3 separate regions of the Mus musculus genome follow, and regions 1 and 2 are each linked to region 3. Evidence: chromatin loops called from intact Hi-C (ENCODE). Cell type or tissue: left cerebral cortex. All regions are shown on one strand.

Region 1 (5,000 bases), 56 kb after region 3:
GTGCGAGTATGGGTAATGCTACTTTACAAATGAGAGGACGGGGGGGGGGCAAAGCTGCTAAACTCCCCCCAAACCACGTTGTGCAGAGATGGTAGAGGCCAGGCTGATGCTGGTGCCCTCCTCCCCAGCCTTCCAGCCTTCTTCTCATTTCCTCATTAGGGAGCCACCTGCTGACTTCTTCTCTTTGGGCATCAAGTAATTACCTGCAGAAAGTTCTGACTCCCATATGTCTGGGCACTCCACTGCTCACAGACTATTTTCTGTCACAAATTAAACCTTCAAAAGCTGGAGACTGCGTCCTTCATCTGGGAGATGGGTGCTGGACAGTGTCCTCGTTCAAGCCGAGGGAGCTTAAGGACATTGATTGATTTTCGAGGGTTTTCAGGTGGTGGGGACCAGATTAAGGCCACGGTGAGATGATGGAGCATCGAGCCCTTTTCTCTGCCTCCCTTTTCAGCAGGCCAGGTGTCCCAGGTCATGGGGATGGAAACACTTGAATAGTGAAGAGGCATGGGGGGATGACAGCAAACGTGTGTTCTACTGAGACAAAGAACACAGTTGTAACAACACTAGCCAGGTGCTGTGGAGGCCAACAGAAAAATCAGCTTCGGTCCAGCATAGAGAAGGACCCCCCTTGGTCCACAGCAACTGCCCTTGAGCTCCCTGGTGCAGGAATGAGAGATTTTCCTTTTTGATGGTAATGGGACTTGGGATGCTGAGACTCAGAGCCTGGGTTCATGATCTGTGTCCCCCCCCCTTTTTTTTTATTTTGAGAACATTCCCCCCTCCCTTTCCTGCAGGTCTTTATTAACTGCCACCCACCCAAGCTGTGTTCTCACTGAATAAGCAGGGTTCAGTTTGGTTTTTGACCAACAAGCCTGGAACTCTTCCGTACTCCTGCCTCTGTAGTCTGAATCTGTGTCTTGGGGCCGAGGAGGTAGGGGAACTCTGCATCTCCTTTTGTTGGGAACAAAATGAAGGGGGGGTCCTGGGGGCCCTGGGGAAAAGTAGGATAGGAAAAAGATGCCCACACCCCTCCAGAGTTTCCCTATTCTCTGGTCAGTCAGGCATAGGAGGGCTGCTATCTACCCTATCCACTCATCCCTGGGTGGGCATTCCTCTATCCCACTCATTAGGGGATGGTCAAGGGGCATCCCTGCCTGGGAACACCCCCACCTCCCCGGAGCTACTTTGCTAAAGCCACCAGGGTTGTGGGAGAGAAGGAAGAGGGAAGAAGTTCCCAACACTGACCAGAGTGCGCAGCGGAACTTGAAGGAGCAGAGCAGAGACTCTATGGTTTTAGAGCCTTATTATAGAAATGCAGGGGAAAGAGAGAAGGTAGAAAGGAGAGAGAGAGAGAAGAGGAAAGGCTAGAGAGAAAAGGAGAGAGGAGAGGAAAGAAGAAGACAAAGAGAAAGGGAAGAGGAGAGAGAAGTGAGAGGTAAGAGGACAAAGGAATAAGAGAGCAAGGTGGGGGCTTAACAGCCCTGTTAATGGTCTTCACTGTAGCTAGGTAACTGGGGAGGAATTTAGCCTGAAGGTCAGAAGCTTGGGCCATTGCTTACGTTACTACTGACCATGCTTCTCTCGTGGGGGCTGTGGGAGGTGGTACCTTAGGCAGGGGCTGGAGTTCTAAGAGCATGAGGGAATGCCTACCATGTCATGTAGGTGAATTATGACCATTGGGGTTCAGACCTCAGCTCGAATGGAGACCAGCCTACAATTCCCCACATCCTTTCTTATTCGTCTCTCATGGTTGATTTTCTCCTGGGAGCCGTGGTCGGTGGAGAGACCCCCTCTGGAGTCTCCAGGGCACCATCAGGGAAGTTGGTGGGTTAAAGATACTCTCAACCTGGCATAAGCAGGAGCCCATGTTTTTATCTGCATCAAGGTAGGGTATTTCTCCAAGAGTGGGTAGGTGAAAGTTTTTAATTCAAAAAAATAGGCCTTGAAAGCTTGAAGGAAGGAAATGAGATCAAGTCCACCCTGGGCTATATATGTAAGAAAATAAAAGCATATCAAAACTTGTAAAAGTCATTGCAAAGGCATGGCAGAGGCACGGACGTCTCTGGTTTTACTTGCCCAGTCCTATTGCAGACCCCAGGAAGAGTGAGGTTTCAAAGGTTCTAATGATTCTTCATTCCCCCCGTGTCTGCTCTCACACTGGTGGGTGGTCTGGGACTGTCCAGTATGGGGCAGCGTGCTTCTCTCATGCTTCTGGATTGCTCTCCATCTTCTGTCATCCTTCCTGTTGCTCTCCACAATGGGGTGTGTCCTCTCTAAATCCTGGTACAGGACAGCAATACCCCTGAGGTCCCCATCAAGGGCCTCTGACATTCTATACTTCCCAAGTTGACCCCTGTACAGGACAGGGGCTTTACATCCGCATTGCTAGCAAAGCCGTAGCCCAGACTCCCACCAGTCTCAGCGTTTCACCCAGGGTGGCTGCAGGTGGCATCCTCCTGACAGCCCTATAGCTTCCCTTCAAGGTAATTTCTCAAAATCCAGGTTACGATAAGCGCTCACTTGTTGTGGGATGTTCCGTTCCTGGTCTCAGTTCTCTGGTCTGCCTCATGCTAGCTCAGTGTCTTCGGGGCTGAGCACCAGCCTCTCACAATTCCCACAGGCATTTCAATCAGGTCCAGCCATGGCTCTGTGCCATGGGTATGTCCTGCCTCCTTCCTGGATCTTATGTACTTCATGACAGCAAGCTGGCCCTGCCCACTACAGCCTCTCTGTGCTGCACCCAGGCTGCCCAGCACCTGTTGAGTCCTGGTCTGCAGCCTCTTGACATGCTGTTCTTGTAAGGTTCGTCGTCTTCTCTCCACTTTCCTCAGCACTTGCAGTTTCCCACTGCTGCCCTCTTCTGTGGATCTCTTTACCAGCCTCTTCTAGAAGGCTGAACTTCGGCTTCTCATGCTAAATGCTAGCACAGACGGCATGAAGAGATGGTGATGGAACAGCAGTGGGCAGGGAGGACGTGGAGGGAGAAAGTGGGAGGGAGACACATTCATGACCCTGGTCCTGTAGGCATGTGTGTCTGTGGAGCTGTGTATCAGTGCTCCTCTCCCACAGCAAAAACATCACAAGAAGTACGCTCTACCGGCAATATCCTGCTTAGGTCCCTTCCCTCTTCTGACTCACGTCCATGCCTCCCAAAGAGCCACCCCTCAACCACCAAGAGTCACGCCTGGCATTGCAGTGACTGTCCATGCATGGGCCGAGTTACTCTCTTAGAGAGCTGGCCGGAGGGCACTGTTTTCCTTCTCAATCAGTGGAACATAATTTCCTCCTGAGAAGAAAATGCATGCTCGCTTCAGGGTGAGAACGCTGACTTCCAGGACTATGAGTTAGGTCTAAATCACAGGTGGAAAACCATGTCATATTCCACTTTGTTATCACCACATCATCCTTGGGGAAGGATTTCTTTAATAACACTTTAAATGTACATTGCCATTCTAAATATCGATGAGCAATGTAATATGATGCACCTGTCACTGTGGTCATTCTAGATATTCAGTCATTCCTCCGAGAGGCCAAGTGGGTGCTGTCTCCTGGGTATACCAGTTAGCCTGTAGGGTCTTAGCATTGCTGTAGTGGTTGTCAGCCTCTATTTTTGTTCATTTGTTTTGCCTCAAAACTAATGAAGTCTGTATTCCAGATGGCTGAATGTGAATGTCATAAAATACATACTGAAAAGAATGTCATAATACAACACACACACACACACAAGTTGAAAGACCCAAGGCTGAGGAAAATAAGAGCTTGAAATGGCAGGAGCGGTGATAAGCATGGAATGAAGGCCAGAGACACTACAGGATGATAGGACACTAAAGCCTGTGAGAAAGGGTCCTTATTCTTAAGGCACAGCAGTAGATTCTCCTACAAGGAAAGTGTCATGGTGTCTACAATACACTTTCATGTTTCTGGTAAGCAGAAAAAGAGCTGGAAACAAGGAGGCCAATGTGTCAAAATGTATGTGCTCCTTAGAGCCAGTGCAGGAGGAGAGCGGCCGTTATATTACCTCAGATTTTCCCTGCGGGTGAGACTGAACTAGCTTGTCTATTACTGTGTATCCAAGCCTCAAGAGCTCCACTCACATCCTGAAAATGTTTTGTTTTTGTTGTACAGTGCGAGACCGGGTCAGATCTAAGATGGAGAGAGACATCCTGGCAGAGGTGAATCACCCTTTCATTGTCAAGCTGCATTATGGTAAGTGCAGTAAGTGCGGCATGATTTGAGGAGGACTTACGGTGATGTCTTCCATCAGCGGAAACAGAAATAATTATTAGTTCAAAAGGAGATCCCCACTGTTTCAGGATCCTGTCTTGTATGAAGATCAAGTTCTCTTAAATCTCCAGTCTTCAGTCTCTTTCCTATTTGATTTTCTGAAAAGAGCAAGATGTCCTATCTTCATCCCAGAGACTTTGTGTGAGGTGGGGCTGCCCATCATTGAGATGTCACCATGGTAACCTGGTACCAGGTCTCCTGACCTTGGGGTGAGACGTGATGACACACCTAGTGCTGCTGTGCAGAAAGTGTATTGATCACTAAGCTGTGCCTTCAAAGTGAATGAAGAAAGGCAAGGTGGAGTGCCAAGTACCTCAGACTACCCTTGAGGCTCAGGGGAAGTACCTTCTCTGAGGCCACAAACCTGCCTTTCTACTCAATACCAGTTCCCTTCCTTTGTACCTCATGGGAGAAGCAGGAGGCAGAGTCAATAGATTAATGGCTCCTCAGTTATGCACTTCACTGCACGCTTTTCTTCTTAAGGCATTCCTGTGAAGAGAGGATGCAAAGAAACCATGGGAAACCAGAGATTCCTATACACGGGGAACAAAGGCATGAATGCACCTGGGGTGGAATGGGGAGACTTCCAGAGACCAAGAAAATAGTTCAGGCCTGCCGCGAGTCATGTGGTGTACCCTTCAGAAAGAACAGAAGCTGGCTCTTTTGTTGGCTGAAGAGCCTGTGGAAGCCTCGTTCTTCCAGGCATGGCA
Region 2 (5,000 bases), 96 kb after region 3:
CTGTCTTGGTCTCCCTGCAGCAGCTACATGGGAACAACATCCACTTCACTGACGGCTATGAGATCAAGGAGGACATCGGGGTGGGCTCCTACTCAGTGTGCAAGCGGTGTGTACACAAAGCCACGGATGCTGAGTATGCTGTGAAGGTAAGCTGAGGAGCGCTGATGTCCTGTGACCCAGCAGGAACGTGGATGCTGAGCAGGGTCCCTCCATCCGCAGCTTCTAAGGTCTGACGTGATAGACATCAGTTTGTTTTGATATGGCATCACCCATTTAAAAATTATTCTTTAAGCCAGGTGTGGTGGCACACAGTCGCAACCAAAGCCCTGAGTGTCCCAGATGAATCTGGCCTATGTAGCAAGATCCTATCTCAAAGGACCGAAAAAAATTCTTTTCAAATCATAAATATTTCAGTTATGTCGAACATGGAACCATTCATCTTTAGCAACTAAGTATAACATAGGCCAAGAATAACAGTCCCAGAACCCATTATCCAAGAAGATAGGATTGGGCAAGCAGGCATAGCACTTATCAAAGGAAGGAAAATGCAGGGGGCAGGAGGGAAGAAGGAAAGGAAAAAGATAGAGCTGTAGAAAATGGATCCAAGAAGTACATAGGGATATAGACTGAAGGAGAGGGCTCAGGCTTTCCTCCAGCCACCCACACCAGACCAAACCAGAATACGGTACATACGCAATCTATAATCCAATATGCTGAGCTCTACACAGTAATTTTCAGCTCTGTACCTGTTGCTAGATTAAATATTGGACCTAAGAATCCAAAGTGCTGATTTCTAGGGTTTTCTATAAAGTTCTTTCTTCTGAAGTCAGAGTGTGACGTGCACAAATGCACACAACCGTACATTCTCTCTACACAGCTGTGAGGCTAGCCTTCACCACCTGTCTTAACACTGGAGATATAGGGCTTGAGGGGGTGGCTGAGTGGTTAGAACCCTTGCTGCAGGACATGTGGCACTGACTTCTAATCTCCACAGCCTACATGAAACCAGGTGTGTAGCACAGGTCTGTATGACAGTGCTCCTAGAGGAGATGGGAGGTAGAGACAGGAGAATGCACAGCATGGGTTAGGCCAGTTAGCCTGGCCTGCGCTGAAGGGAACAATGGGAAGAGACTGTTTCAGACAAGGTCAGAGAAGAGGCCTTGAGGTTGTTCTCTGACCTCCATACCTGTGCTGTGTGGCATGTATGCACTGACATGTACACACACACATAGACACTCACATGCACACACACACAGACTTTTGGCATGTGTCACTGGCCCAGCTCTTCAGGGTAAGTAGGGAGAAGTGGGGCTGGCCAGCAAGGCGACACACAACATGAGCCATTTCCACCCATTGTGATTTTCCAGGCTCTGAAAAGGGTGCTCTGTACATGGACTGCACGAGGTAACAGTGCATCTGCGGCTGTTTCTTGACAGCGAACATTTCTCAAAAGCATATTCTCTAGAGAATGTGCATCTTCATGGGCTATCTGCCCCAGGTTTCTCTGGCTTCGAGAGCATTCATCAGCCTCGGGGGCGGGGGGGGGGGGGTGGAGCAAAATCAAAGGGTTAACCAGAACTCTGCTGATGCGCTCTCACCATTCTGCCTGCCCATCAAGGGGAGGACTAAGGGAGGAGGTGGGACGTGGAAACTTCCTGGAGTCCTTGATGTGATGGTAGTGAAAAAGGGGGCTTGGACATACAGCAGGATCACCAGCCGGTGTCACAGAGTGCCGCCTCTGTGACATAGACATCGGTCTACATTGTGCATGGCTGGGGGCTTACTTAAGACCTGTACTCTGCCTCGCCCTGGGACTTTCCAGTGCTTTGAAAGCTTGCATGAGCTTCTTAGTCTTTCTCTGGGTGAATTGTTTCTCACAGAAATTCTTTAGATAGTTTATCTAGAGGCCAGCAGCACTCCTAGAAGCAAGCAGGGCTGGCCGCCAAATAGTGCTAAGAAACACATCTATTGTGTTGCCAGCTCAGCTGACCCAGTGCCCTTCTAGAAATAGCCTGCTACTGTTGAGTGAAATTCTGTGCCCTGTGACTAGGCCCCATGGACAAGAGCAGTTGCATGTATTCCTGCATCCAGCTCTCACGCAGAGCCATCTGTCACCAGCTTTGATGGGAGTTAGGACTCTGTCCTCATAGATCCTTTTGTGGTTTGACCCTGTGGACCCTCAGTGATAGCTTTTTCCAACCTGTACAACCCAGGAAGAAAAGCTATGTATTGTGTCTCTGGTTAACAGTGAAGAAATAGCCAGGCTTTCCTGCTTCTCTTTCAAAGCTTCAAAGCAAGTCGTGGGCATGTGGGGACTCCCTTGTCCTTTCTAAGACTAGAGTGGGCCATAATTTACTGGAAAGTGCTTAAATTAACCCTCACTGGAAGGAATATGGAAAGCCATGGTTTCTGGGCAAGACCCAGGCATCCACATTTCACCTAGGCGCATGCACAGGACATGTGTGGGCAGGGAGCAGTAAGTCCACTTCTGTGAGGGTTGAACCTTTATTGAGTTTCTTTTAAAGATGAAAGAGCCAACAGTCCATCATTTCCTGTGTCCATAACCACAGTGGATGTCCACTCTGGCGAGCAGAGCCTAGTCAAGCCTTTCTGTAGGTCTGTGGACTCAAGAAAGCCAGACGTGTGTTGGGAGTAGACTGAGCTGTAGAAGACAGAGAGGCCTGTGCTCACGCACCCTAGCGCTTGGTTAGTTAAGAGGAAAGCACTCCAGAGCTGTGCTTCAGATCTGGATCATCTCTGCTCGGCATTCAGAAAATTGCTCAACGGCGCACGCTGCCTGTGGACTCCTTGATTTCGCCTTCAGGAAGCCAGCTGCTTTCAGTCATTGCTTCTCTGACACATCTTTTCTCGTGTCACGGGACAGAAGCCTCAACACACATGGAATACATCGCATGGCCTGTCCCCTTGCATACTTACATGCACACATGCAGCCCAGACACTGACACCTCTTTACTAACAACCCCCTCCTGTGGCTGAGAAGTTTTGGGGGAAACGTGAACCTGGTCAGCGACGGACATGTTTTCCTTAGGAGGCAGCAGCTTTGCCCCTCAGCCACACATGTGCTGTTATTAAATGCATGTAGTTTGTATTAGATAAAAAAATAAAAACCCTTGCTGCCTAGCCTGATGACCTGAGTTCCAGCCCAGGACCCACATGGTGGAAGGAGGTGACCAACTCTAGCAAGCTGTCATGTGATCATCACGTGTGCCCCGTGCTCTGTACCACGCCTACCCATACACATACACAACTGAAGAAACCGATGAAAATGTAAAAATTAAAGGGCCTTAAAGTCATTCCAAAGTGTGTGTCACCTTGTCCTCTTAAAGCATTTAAAATAGTTTCTTTAGACATTTTTGCTCCCATTCCATCCTTCTCCCTTTGGAACCTCCTCTTCTTTCTAAGAAGTCTCCCTCCCCTTCCCTGTCTGTTTCGCATATTGCCACTGAGTTCAGTTCCATGGCTGAGTAGATGTGTGGCTATTTATTTGAGCCAGAAAAACATATCTTTGGCCCCCACAGATCTCCTCCTCAACAACTCTGACTGCTCCTAGTCCCTACAAGAGGGCTGGGACCTCATGGACCTGTGCCCATCACTGAGGTCTCAGGCTTGTGTACAGAGTGACAGATGACTATCTCAACAACCAGTGTTCCCAAGGTGTTTGTGACTTCCCTGTCAGCAATTGGATGACTGTGTTTGCTTGTATGTCATCCTATTTTTAACTTCCACAGAGGATCTGGCTGCCACACCCAGGACAGGAGAGGCCTCTCCCAGTAGGAGCCAGAGTTTGGATTCACATCGCATCATCCGTGTACCACAGCGTTTGCACGGCTGCACTCAGTTCCATTCTGGGTATATAATTTGTCAGCCAGAAGGGAAATGGAGTTAAACAGATGCTTGGCCTGGAGATCGTATTTTTAGAAGGACAGATTGGCATGGAAATTTTAATTTTTTCCTATTGAGAAAGCACCAGAGTTCTGTCTCTTTGTCATTTGCTCTAATTAATTTTACAGGAGAAAATGTCTGTTAGAGTTTTTTTCAGGTAATTACATGCTCCACTTACCTCGTTCCCAGCGTAGCATGATCCTCCCATTTGTTGGAAGGGCAGGGTGCATCCTGCTTGCCCTGCAGCTCACACTTTGGCCTTCAGACCCAGCTGGCAAGTGTCTCAGCACCTGGAAAGACAGCGCTTCAGTGATGGGACCCTGAGGAACACAAGGAAGAACACTGACAGACACAGAGAAGGAAAATGGAGACGTGGGGGAAACACACACGCACACGCACACGCACACACACACACACACACACACACACACACACACACACACACACACACACGAAGGGTGGCCAGGACTCGTGTGTGCCAGCAGCAGCCACCAGCAAACATGCTTCACCTGCTAAGAAAAGCCATCTTCCTGCGCCAGCCATTGTGGAAGCCACACTTGCTCTGGGCATATGCACACCTTGGCTTAGCATCTCTGAGGAGGGTGAGAAGTAGCTGCGGCACACAGGGAGCTCATCCACATGCAGCAGGGCCCGCGGCCCACCCGGCAGGATGCTGCCTGGCGAAAAAAAGAGATGTGGATAGGAAAGATGCCCCCTTCCTCCGGCCTTTGTGTGTGTTATCTCTGTTACCAAGCTTATGCCTGGAGAGGAGAGCCAAAGCAAGAACTTGGTTAGAAGTAAGAAACCACCCCTCCAGAAACTCGCTGAAGGGTCTTGCACACCCTTCAGCCACGCAACAGCCACCTGAGGGAATACCTCACTCACTGATCATATCTGATGGAGGTGCCTTACAAGTTCCGCCAAACAATTAAATGATATTCAGTGTAATATTAATATTACAGCACACAAGCCTGTGCTGATGCCGTGCTGTAACAGATTAACCGGGTGTGCTCGGTCTGCCTCCGAGTTGAACACAGGTTCTTACTCCAGTCTTAAAGTCCTACTCGATGTCAGTGAGAGCTTAAGGTCTTTAGGAG
Region 3 (5,000 bases):
TTTGAGAGAACCTTTCTCCATCTGGGTGGGATGCCTGCTCATTTTTCTCAGCTTCCCCCAGGGAACAGTGGGTTCCAGAGAACCCTTTTAAAAGCCAGGACTCTAGAGTTTTCGCAGTCAGTTATTGAGGGAGGGGACAACAAGGTCCTTTCCATTAGGGTCTTCTGGTCATTTCCAATTGTCCTTGGGCAAGGAGAAGAAAAGGTTCTGATCTTCTTTTAGTGATGTGACTGATGGTGGGGTGCATGGGGACCGATCAATACATATTCTGGAAGTTACTTTGTGAGTCAAATCTCCATCTTTAAGTTGTTAATTCGTTTTTTGTTGTTCATGGAAATCTTATTGAAAAGTCTTCAGCTCCCTGGATGCTTGACTTGGGAATCAACAGGGCTTTGCTTAGGGAGCATCAACTTCAGAGGAGACAGGGTAAACCAAGTGTAGATGAGAGTTCTCTGGCCCTCTGTCCAGAACCCTGCACCTGCTGGAGGACACCTGTTCTGAGCCCTGCACCTGCTGGAGGACACCTGTCCTGAGCCCTGCACCTGCTGGAGGACACCTGTCCTGAGCCCTGCACCTGCTGGAGGACACCTGTCCAGAACCCTGCACCTGCTGGAGGACACCTGTCCTGAGCCCTGCACCTGCTGGAGGACATCTGTCCTGAGCCCTGCACCTGCTGGAGGACATCTGTCCTGAGCCCTGCACCTGCTGGAGGACATCTTTCCAGAACCCTGCACCTGCTGGAGGATATCTGCCCTGAGCCCTGCACCTGCTGGAGGACATCTGTCCCCAGAGAGTGGCCTGTCTAGACGCTTCAGACAAATGGAATCCTAAAATTAGTGATGCTCTGTGACTGGCTCCTTTCACTGTGTTTGGAAATACTTTTAATGTTCCAAACCCCATCCATGCCGGCATTTCTTTGTCCTGCAACCTATGGCCACACCATGAATCTGTCAAGAAGTCGATAGATGTTGGAAATGTTCCCATGGTTTGGCTGTTGCGGAATGGTGCCAAGAACATTTTTGTGGGACTTTTTTGAGGCTATTCCTTTTCACTTCCTTGTGAAAATATCCAGGTGTGGAGCTGCTGTGTTGTCCGAGATTCCTCCACGCTTTAAAGCCACTCAGCTTGTCTTTAAATCACTGCCATCCGGGGACACGCAGTTCTCACCAAGGTTTTAACTGTTCTTTCCACAATTTCCATGCTGGTGGCCGTGAACGCGCTGGTGGCCATGGCGTGGCATCTCCCTGTGGTTTAGATTTGCATTTCCCAAATGACCCACGACACTGAGGCCCTTTCTTGGGCATTTGTATGCCTTTCTTGGAGAAACATCTATTTAGATCAGTTTTCTCTCCTTAAAAGTTGAGTCTGCCAGCGGGGACCAATGTGCAAAAAGTCTTATGAGTTCCCCAAACAGCACCAACTGGGGACCAAAACATGCCGGCCAGTGGTGTACAGTTCTCATTCAAACAGCAATGATCTCTCACCACTGAATTGTAAGAGTGACTTACATCTCCTAGAAACATATGCTCTAGGCACCACTTGCCACTGTATCTCTCCCAGGGTGTCACTTGTCTCTCTGTTCATGAGGAGGTCATCTACAGACTAATTCTCTTCTCTGACTTTTGTGTGAATTCTCAAATTCTCCCTCATTTGCAGTCCCTGTGTGTGTAGCCCATAGAGCTAACAGTAGGGTGCGCATTCAGAAACTGTGTGTAATAAATATGGTGAACACTAGCCAGAGCCCAGGTCTGTGGGTCAGAGAAGACGCATTGAGGACAGCTGAAGTCTGGACTGTTCAGTAGCCTCACTCACCTTTAGTTTCCCTTTATGGATGGTCACCCTGCAACCTTACATGGCGATGGAAAGCTAAATGTGTAAAGCCCCTGGGTCCTGTCCCCCTGGGTCCTGTCCCCCTGGTGCCTTTCTGTTGTGGTCTGTTTCTCATGGACCATCGCCAAGGTACCGAGCCAGCAGAGGTGGAGGCCCAAGGCCAGATCTTTGACTGGGGCGTGGGGGGAAGCCTTCTGCCAGGTTCACATCCACCTGCTAGGTGGAGCCAGAGGGTGTGGTGTCATCTCAGGTCTGCAAGCCTCATTTGTCTTTCCAATGGGATTCATTGCTGATCCTATTTACTGCAAGCCTTGGAACCTTCCCAGGGATACAAGAGGGGAGTGGGGGTGGCTTGTATTTCCTCCACAACAGGTCTCCTTCATGGCCCCTTTCTGTCAGAATCTCTGCCTTCATGTCCACATTGTCGTCTGATGTCAAGGCCCGAACAGAAGGCGAGACATTTTACAACGTATATGATGTTAACAAGCGTTACCTTTGTAGTCAGGGTCTTTCTAGCCTGGGTCTGAGTGCAAAGAGGCACATGCTGAAGTATCCTGGTTCTTGTGTCCCACAATAAATAATTAGACTAGAGGCGCTTGGCTGGAGAAAGAAACAGAGACACAGTGCATTAAGAGAGAAAGTAATGCACCTGGCCCACCTGAGTTTCTTGATCTCTCCTTAGGCCCCCACTAGAGGAGTCTTGTCTTACCCAGTACAATCCAGCTCATACCTCTGGTTGGCTTGAAATCGCCTGCTGTTTTACAGCGTGCCTTCCCTACTGCTTCCCTACAGAAGGGCAACCCCCTCCCCCCTCTGGCTACCTAGCTCTTCACTGCTGTAGCTCCGTCACCCTCCCCTCACAAAGAACCCGGTCAGGGCTCTCCTCACACCAACCCCACTGAAGCAGAGATGGTACCCAGATCCCCCATCTCCACCCATCTCCAGGGCCTGGTAGGAAATGCCCCCGTGCCCCGTCCTCCGCTCTGCCCAATCCATCCACCCAGGCTTCTGTGGTCCTGATTGAATGGAGTGAAGGAACACTTTCCTTTGTGAGAGTGCCACACCCTGTGCATTAGCACAGGCTAATCTCAGTGGAGCTGCCATCCCTTATAGGCTGCAGGGTTGGTCACATGGCATCTCCAAGACAGGGCAACAGACGGAAGGAGTTTTCTCAATCCAGAATGCTCTATTTTCACTGTCCCTGTTGTCACCTATGCTGGCAATTCTGAATAGCTTCCCACTGTCTGTGAAGGTTTGTAGCTGAGATCTGTCAGTCTGAGCAAGCTCACTTCCTTGTCTCAGTAAGTAAAAACAGTGACCCGAGTTCAGAATTTTTCCTATAAAATATGTCAGGGATCTGTACAAATAAAAAAGTACTGTAACGAATGTCTATGCACCCATGAACTAGCTTTGGAAATAAAAGTTTTCAATGTGACTGTACACCCAGAGATCCCTCCCAAATCTCATTTTCCCACTGTCTTGGTTTTGATGCCTTTCGTGCCTATTTATCTCCCTGTGTTGCGTTTTATGTTCCCTAAACACAGAGACATGCTCATTCTCTGGTTTGCATATGATATAAATGGAATCGCGTTGCTCTGGTTACATAACTGGTTCCGTAGGTATCTGCGTGAGTGTTGATCAGTGGGACAGCCTTGCTCCTCCTGCGTGCCTGCTTCTGAGTTGTTTGTTTTCTGACTGGGATGGTTCCGACACTTACTCCTCAGTTCCCTGTGGGTGGACACCTGCCACTCCCTCCTGCTGTTCTCAATACTGCTTGGAGCACCCATTCGCGCCTGTCATTTCCCCACACAGAGCAGGGTGAAGGACAGAAGTCTCCCTAGTGTGCATCCGAGAATGAAGTGGCTGTCTGTGGGGCACGTGATCTCCAACTGCCATAGACCTTCTGCATTCTCTCCATCTGGCCACGGGAGTTACCCTTCTCCCCTGCTTGCGGCCGGCCACATTACCTGTCACTGGCCACTGTCTCTTTACATTGCCCATTTATGGAATTTTCCTATTCTCCGTCTTCACAAGAGTTCATCTGGTATTTTGGACATCAGTGATATGTGTTATGCAAATGCCATTTAGTTTGTGGCCTATTTTTAACCCTTTTATACAGAAACTTTAAATTTATGCAGCTAAATTTATCAGCTTTTTTCTTTATGGTGTCTTCATTCTGTTTCTGAGCTAAGAAATCTGCCCTCACGCTGAAGTCATAAAAGTAATTTGTCATTCTCCACAAACTTAAAAGTTTTCCTTTTCACACACACACACGCACGCACATGTTAGAGAGAGAGAGAGAGAGAGAGAGAGAGAGAGAGAGAGAGAGAGAGAGAGTGCATGCATATGTAGGTGCACCTGTTTGTAGGTGCAAGTGGAGATCAGAGGTAAAGCCTTGGGCTCTGCTGCTCAGGAGCCATCCAGTTTTCTTTAGTCAGGGTATCTCAGTGGGTGAGTAAGGCTAGGCTGGTTGACCAGCAAGCTGCAGGGATCCGCTATCTCTGCCTCCTCCGCTGGGGTTGAAGATCATGCTCTCACACCTGGCTATTAAAAAATGCTTTACGGGCTGGTGAGATGGCTCAGTGGGTAAGAGCACCCGACTGCTCTTCCGAAGGTCCGAAGTTCAAATCCCAGCAACCACATGGTGGCTCACAACCACCTGTAATGAGATCTGATACCCTCTTCTGGTGTGTCTGAAGACAGCTACAGTGTACTTACATATAGTAAATAAATAAATAAATCTTTAAAAAAAAAAAAAAGAAAAAAAGAAACAGCTTGATTTAAAAAAAAAAAAATGCTTTACATCAATTCTGAGGATTGAATTCAGGCTTGTGTGCCTGTGTGGCAAACCCTTTATGAACTGAGACATCCCCCAGTGTCCTGTTTCTCTTTGCTTGCTGGCTTGTAGACTGTGGTACAGGCCTTTAGTTTGTGACTACGATGACCTACTTTTCTTAGCAGCACTTCGTTGGGTTTACCCATCCTTTCTGCATCTGTCTGCATCACCACCCAGGGAGGCTGCTGACCAGTTCCTTAGGGAGACAGGGACTTCCCACCTGTATTCTGCTCTATTTTCTAACTTGTACCCAAACCATTCTGTTCTAGCCATTACCTGCTTAAGATAAGTCTTGATATCAAACACACTGAGTTTCTCCTGCTTTATCTTGTTT

Evidence for each region. A loop is a pair of places that touch in the nucleus more often than their neighbours do. Peaks named below come from ENCODE experiments on the same cell type or tissue, not always from the same donor. Only the 100,000 strongest peaks of a DNase experiment are listed, where the experiment ranks them.
Region 1: it touches region 3 in a loop (1.8-fold over the local background); 4 of 42 quality-filtered maps call a loop at or near these places.
Region 2: a loop joins it to region 3, with 2.4 times the contacts of the local background. A loop is called at or near these places in 2 of 42 quality-filtered maps.

The regions. Positions count from the first base shown.
Region 1 is chr17:7,242,571-7,247,570 of GRCm38, forward strand. Rps6ka2 (ribosomal protein S6 kinase, polypeptide 2) reads left to right here. Exons shown (of 21, transcript NM_011299.4): 4 at 4,132-4,212. Among named protein-coding and RNA genes, the nearest start is that of Rps6ka2, 75 kb to the left of the region's middle. In left cerebral cortex, a CTCF peak has its summit at 2,870 (motif pointing left); a DNase peak (open chromatin) is centred at 2,828.
Region 2 is chr17:7,282,724-7,287,723 of GRCm38, forward strand. Rps6ka2 (ribosomal protein S6 kinase, polypeptide 2) reads left to right here. Exons shown (of 21, transcript NM_011299.4): 14 at 21-146. Among named protein-coding and RNA genes, the nearest start is that of Tcp10a, 39 kb to the right of the region's middle. In left cerebral cortex, no CTCF peak of the experiment used is centred here; DNase peaks (open chromatin) are centred at 1,986, 2,745 and 3,828; H3K27ac peaks cover 1,234 bases.
Region 3 is chr17:7,186,620-7,191,619 of GRCm38, forward strand. The region is part of intron 1 of Rps6ka2 (ribosomal protein S6 kinase, polypeptide 2); the gene reads left to right. Among named protein-coding and RNA genes, the nearest start is that of Rps6ka2, 19 kb to the left of the region's middle. In left cerebral cortex, no CTCF peak of the experiment used is centred here; DNase peaks (open chromatin) are centred at 2,371, 3,023 and 3,485; H3K4me3 peaks cover 381 bases; H3K27ac peaks cover 2,246 bases.